Regions from separate parts of the Homo sapiens genome. Here region 1 is linked to region 2. The links are chromatin loops, found by intact Hi-C in ENCODE. Cell type or tissue: heart right ventricle. All regions are shown on one strand. Each heading gives the region's core, and the rest is flanking DNA. Links, peaks and the distances in the headings are about the cores only.

Region 1 (2,907 bases), core at 227-2,726, 200 kb before region 2:
CCAGGGCGGCCTGGCCTCGCTTGGTCCTGGGGGGCAGCATGCCTCGCACCGCCCGCAGGAAGATGCGTTGGGGGCCCGGACGTGGCAGGGGCCTCAGGAAGGGTTGGAGTTCATCCGCTTGTGGAGGAAGGCCAGGTGCTTTAACATGCAACATGTTTCTGTAGAAATTGCCAGAAATGTTGATGCCCTCGCAGCGTACGACCACCACCTTCTGGCCCAGCAGTACCTGCTTAGCCACGATGGCCGCCAGGCGGCCCAGGAGATGGCCTCGACCACCGAGCACCAGGACCTGCACCTCCGCCGTCTTCCCCGGTCGCCTGGGAAAGCATTTTTTTTTCCTTTTTTTTTTTTTTTTTTTGTGAGACGGAGTCTTGCTCTGTCACCCAGGCTGGAGTGCAGTGGTGCGATCTCTGCTCACTGCAACCTCCGCCTCCCAGGTTCAAGTAAGTCTCCTGCCTCAGCCTCCGAGTAGCTGGGATTACAGGCGTTCGCCACTACGCCTGGCTAACTTTTTTTTGTATTTTTAGCAGAGACACGGTTTCACCATGTTGGTCAGGCTAGTCTCAAACTCCTGACCTCAGGTGATCCGCCCACCTCGGCCTCCTAAAGTGCTGAGATTACAGGTATGAGCCATCGTGCCCAGGCGACTTTTTTTTTTTTTTTTGACAGAGTCTCGCTCTGTCGCCCAGGCTGGAGGGCAGTGGCATGATCTTGGCCCACTGCAACCCCCCGCTCCCGGGTTCAAGCGATTCTCCTGCCTCAGCCTCCCAAGTAGCTGGGATTACAGGCGCCCGCCACCACGGCCAGCTAATTTTTGTAATTTTAGTAGAGACAGGGTTTCACCACGTTGGCCAGGCTAATCTGGAACTCCTGACCTCAGGTGAGCCACCCGCCTCGGCCTTCCAAAGTGCTGGGATTACAGGCGTGAGCCACCACGCCAGGCCCAGGCGATTTTTATAGATGTGGAAACTACTATTCTGTACTGGTAGACATGAGAGTGGAACTCTTTTTTTTTAGACGAAGTCTCGTCCTGTTGCCCAGGCTGGAGTGCAGTGGCACGATCTTGGCTCACTGCAACCTCCGCCTCCCAGGTTCAAGTGATTCTCCTGTCTCAGCCTCCCGAGTAGCTGGGATTACAGGCCCGGCTAATTTTTGTATTTTTAGTGGAGACGGGGTTTCACCATGTTGGCCAGGCTGGTCTCAAACTCCTAACCTCAGGGGATTCACCCACCTCAGCCTCCCGAAGTGCTGGGATTATAGGCATAAGCCACTGCGCCTGGCCGAGAGTGGAACTCTTCATACATTCTACCTCTCACTCTACCCTCAGGTCATCTCCATGTCAGAGGGGTGGTGGAAGTCTCTTCAGGTGGAAGATTCCTCCGAAGTAACTTTGTGCATTACACTCTGGATGGAGCAGTAGTTAACTGTGCAGGCCCTCCAGCCAGACAACCTGGGGTTATATCCTAGCTTAGTCAATTGCTGGTGAAATGACCTTGGAGAAATTACTTAACCTGTCTCAGCCTCAGTTTCCTCATCTGTAAAAATGTCGGGATGGTGATGCTACTACCTACCTCATGGTGTTGTTGTGAGGATCAGTGGGTTAGAACATGTAAAGTACTTAGAACTGTGCCTGGCACATAAACAGTACATGTTAGCTGTTAGCTGCTTTGCAAGTCACTTGAAACCTATGGCCGAATGTGAAGTGTTGGCGGAACCCCGCTCCGGCAGCGTGCACTTTCGCCACTAGGTGTCGCAATTCAGCAGGCACAGTCCTGAAGCTTGACTTGGGGTGGTTGGCTGGGACTTTAATTTTAGCCTATTGTCATTTTTGATTTGATTTGGTGATTTCAAGGGGATAAACTGACATGCTATCCTTTGAAGTCCCTGGGGATCCAGAAATTCCAGCAGAGTTGCTGACATCCAGGCCTGGAAGGAGCTGTTTGGAGTCCTGCCTTTGTTCACAGTTAAAATGGCATATAATTTATCATCCACGCCAGGATATTTCGAGAGTGAAAGGGGACTTAGGAACTATGCCAGGACAAGAGGAGTAAGTAGGATGTGCCCCCGAAACCTGGATACAGTCACCCTACCTATATCTAACCTCAGCATTTTTCAGAATCTCCTCCAGAAGGGAAATGCAATGACATTTCCTCAGAAGCCTGGTATGATAAGCAGTGACTTCATGCGTTTGTAAGTCCCTTCCCCAAGAGGGTGGTGCGTCATTGTCAGGTTTACTTGCGTTTAGTCCTCAGTGGACACTATCAGTGTGTCTGCTTCACAGACCACTAGTCACCTTTGTGTCCTTTATGCTGAATAATCCCATCTCCTCTACAGCTTTTCTTCAGAGCTTCCTTCCAACTGTCAGCCCCTCAGAGGCACTGAGGCATTCACCTCTGAATGTGGTGAAGGAGAGTGAGCAGTGAAGCCATTTTCTGGGCTATTGCTGAGGGATTTCTTCTAAGATTTCATCTATCTCTAAGACTTCAGAATTCCATTATTTCAGATTTGCTCTAATTAATTAATTAATTTGAGACAGAGTCTCACTCTGTCACCCAGGCTGGAGAGCAGTGGTATAATCATGGTTCACTGCAGCCTTGACCTCCTGGGCTCAAGCAATCCTCTCACCTCAGCCTCCCGTACAGGCATGTGCCACCACGCCCATGCACACCTGGCTAATTTTTGTATTTTTAGTAGAGATGGGGTTTTGCCATGTTGGCCAGGCTGGTCTCGAACTCCTGGGCTTGAGTGATCCACCTGCCTTGGCCTCCCAAAGTGCTGGGATGACAGGTGTGAGCCACTGTGCTCCGCCTATCTTTTTTTAAAGGGCAGGAGGACTTTGGGAGGCCAAGGTGGGAGGATTGCTTGAGGCCAGGAGTTCAAAACTAGCTTGAGCAACATAGTGAGGCC
Region 2 (2,907 bases), core at 176-2,675:
GCTGTTCTCAAGATGTTGGCAGCCCAAGGGTGGGTGCCTGGCGTGGGGGGATAGGGTAGGGGGCGGGGTTTCTCAAACTCTATTGACAATTGGGGCCAGACAGTTCTTGACTGTGTGGACTGTCCTGTGCACTGCGGGGTGTTTGGCAGCACCCCTGGCCTCTACTCACCAGGTGCCAGGAGCAGCCCCTCCCATTGTGGCAACCAAAAACGTCCCCAGACATGCCACATGTTCCCTGGGGAGCAGAATTGCTCCTGATTGGGAACCACTGGGCTGAGGGCTGAGAGCACCATGTCTCAGACTCGGCTAAGACTGCGCCAGAGGGACCTAAGAAATGATCTCGTCCAAATCCCAAGTTTTAAAGGAAATTGGGCCTCCGAGAGCTAAAGAATCTTAAGGTCACACTAGGGAGCAGCATGATGAGAGGCATTTTAGGAAAAGAATCAGGCAGCTCTATGCAGGCTGGGCTGGAAACTAGAGGCCAGGGGCAGGGAGGGCAGTGGGGGCCGTGATCTGGACATGGGACCTGTGGCGAAGGCCCAGTGTTGGTGCCTGTCACCTGTCAGTCGGAGGTCCCCTGGGAGCAGGTAGTGAAGGCTTCTGCACCAAATGCCAGAAACCAAGGTTTTGTCCCAGCCCAGCAGTGTGACTGGGGACTTCCTTGTCCCCCCGCTTAGCTTCCTGGAAAATCGAGGCGTGACCTTTGTGTTTTCTTCTTGCCGGGAGGCTCTGTTAGTGTTGGGCCATCAGAAGATGGGAGCAGAGAGCTCATCTCGGCAGGAGCCCCTTGAGGATGGGAGCGTGGCAGTGGGGATGTGCGTGGCACCCGCTGTACTGCACAGGCCTCCTCACTGGGCAGACGTGCACCATGCGTGGAGTTGTGCCAGGCGGGAGCTGTGATGGAGGCAGGAACAGGTTTGAGGGCTTGGAGAGGAAGCCTTCCAGTCCAGACTGCGCCCCCGTAGGGTAGGCCGCAGATCTTTCCTGGGGGCCTGGAGGACTTTGGACAGGAAATGGGAAAGGAAGCAGATTTGGGGACAGGGCACCAGCTGTGTTCCCTGAGAGGTAGAAGGCTCCCAGGTGGGTCTGGCAAGACCAAATCAAAGGATGTGGAGTGTGAAGTCAGAGAACCAGTTTGAAGAGAGGTGACCAGGTCCTGGAGTTTCTGACCTAAGAGGTTTTCCTAGGTAGAGGTACCTGAGCATCCCAGCACTTATCCCAGGAGGGAAGTGGAGAGAGGGCTCGGAAGGGGCCCCCCGCTGCAGGTACACCCACAGTGGGAAACCGCTTCAGGAGAAGGCTGTGCTTTGAGAACTTTTCCAGGCCCGAGAAGGGTCCGGGCTCTGAGCTCTGGGGTCCTGCGTGTCTCCAGCTGCAGCGTGTGGGGGCGCCCTGCAGCTCCCCTGCAGCGAGTACCTGCGGCAGTGGGGTTTCCGCTTACTCATTCCAGGGTCTGGCTTTTAGAGCCATAAATCTTCAGCATGAAGATCATAAATTCTCCATGGTATGATTAATGAAAGAAAAATTGAGACGGCAGCATAGAAACTGACCAGATTGAAGAAAAGTCAGAGTGACTATTTGGATGAAAGTTTCAGCCATCGCTGGCGAACCCAGAGCTTCTGAACCAGCCTGGAGCGCCACCTAGTGGCCGTAGGCGGGGCTAGCCCCGTTCCCTGGCGAAGCTTTGTGATGGCCCAGTTGGGCGATGCTGTGGGTCTCAGTGTGCCCATTCTTTGGGAGCCCTGACGTGGTTCCATGTGGGGCTGCGCCAGGGGACAGGAGGCACAGGCCCACTCTCCACAGTGTGAAGGACCCAGGCAGCTGCTGGACGTAAATCATTCGGACCCCCCTGCAGCTCCTTGCACTGTCTCTTGGTTAGTAATACGTGGCGGTGTCTGTTCCTACCTTTTTCTTCATGCACACCTTTCTGGTTCCCCATTTATCAAAATCCTATTCATTCTTCAAAGCCCAGCAAGGCCTGTCAATGCCACCTTCAAAACATCTCAAATTGGACCATTTCTCACCGCTCCTCCGTAGCCTCCTGGTATGAGTCGTCCCCAGCTCTCAAGCTGGTCTGGCTCCTGGGAAGAAAGAGAGGCTCGCAATTAGGCAGGGTAGGGATGCCCACGGGAAGGTGAGGGGAGGGGACAGACGCCTCCCTGAGGAAGGGCATCTCCTTCTTATTCCTCCACAAACCCAAGCCTAATCACAGCAGCCTCCCAGTTGCTCTCCTGGCCTCCCTCGGGCCCTCCCGCGGTCGCTTCTCCAAACAGCAGCCAGAGTGATCTGCTGAAAACCTCAGTGAGATCATGTCACTCTCCAGCTCTGGGACCTTCCCGTCACACTGAGGACACTTGCACGTTTCCTTTACCTGCGAGGTCCCAGCTGGCCTGGCCCCCGGCCACCCCGCCTGCTTTGTCTCCTACCATGTGTCACCTCACTCACTGTTGTAGCACACGGCCAGCGTGCTCCTCCTTGGCTGGCCAGGCTCCTTCCCACTCCGGGGCTTTTGCACCTGCTGTTCTCTCTGTCTGGAACGTTCTTCCCCCAGATAGTTATGTTGCTCCCTCCCCCTGTTTATTTGGGTTTTTGCTTAAACACCACCTCTTCCAAGACACCTTCGCTGCCCACACCCTCCCCAGTTATTTTCTGGCTCTTTACATTGCCTTATTTTTCTTCGTGGCGCATGTCAGCAACTGCAGTTACGTCATTTGTTGCTTACATAAGGTCAGTGTCTCCTGTAAGAATCTACTCTTCGTGAAGGCAGGGTCTTTGCCAGTGAGGTGTACCACTGTCTCCCCAGCTTGGAGAACAGGGCCTGGCACTGAATACGCAGGTGTTCACTTGGGTTTGTGGAGGAATAAGCGAAGGAGATGCCCTTCCTCAGGGAGGCGTCTGTCCCCTCCC

Evidence for each region. Hi-C counts contacts between places; a loop is a spot of excess contacts. Peaks named below come from ENCODE experiments on the same cell type or tissue, not always from the same donor. Only the 100,000 strongest peaks of a DNase experiment are listed, where the experiment ranks them.
Region 1: it touches region 2 in a loop (13-fold over the local background); 98 of 110 quality-filtered maps call a loop at or near these places.

What each region holds. Positions count from the first base shown.
Region 1 is chr12:3,071,845-3,074,751 of GRCh38, forward strand. It overlaps the pseudogene RPL13AP24. Among named protein-coding and RNA genes, the nearest start is that of TSPAN9, 4.1 kb to the right of the region's middle. RefSeq lists an enhancer at 1,599-1,893 and a silencer at 1,675-1,824. In heart right ventricle, for the core only: a CTCF peak has its summit at 1,744 (motif pointing right); a DNase peak (open chromatin) is centred at 1,737; H3K27ac peaks cover 1,010 bases.
Region 2 is chr12:3,273,986-3,276,892 of GRCh38, forward strand. The region is part of intron 3 of TSPAN9 (tetraspanin 9); the gene reads left to right. Among named protein-coding and RNA genes, the nearest start is that of LINC02827, 25 kb to the right of the region's middle. In heart right ventricle, for the core only: a CTCF peak has its summit at 1,648 (motif pointing left); a DNase peak (open chromatin) is centred at 1,656; H3K27ac peaks cover 2,500 bases.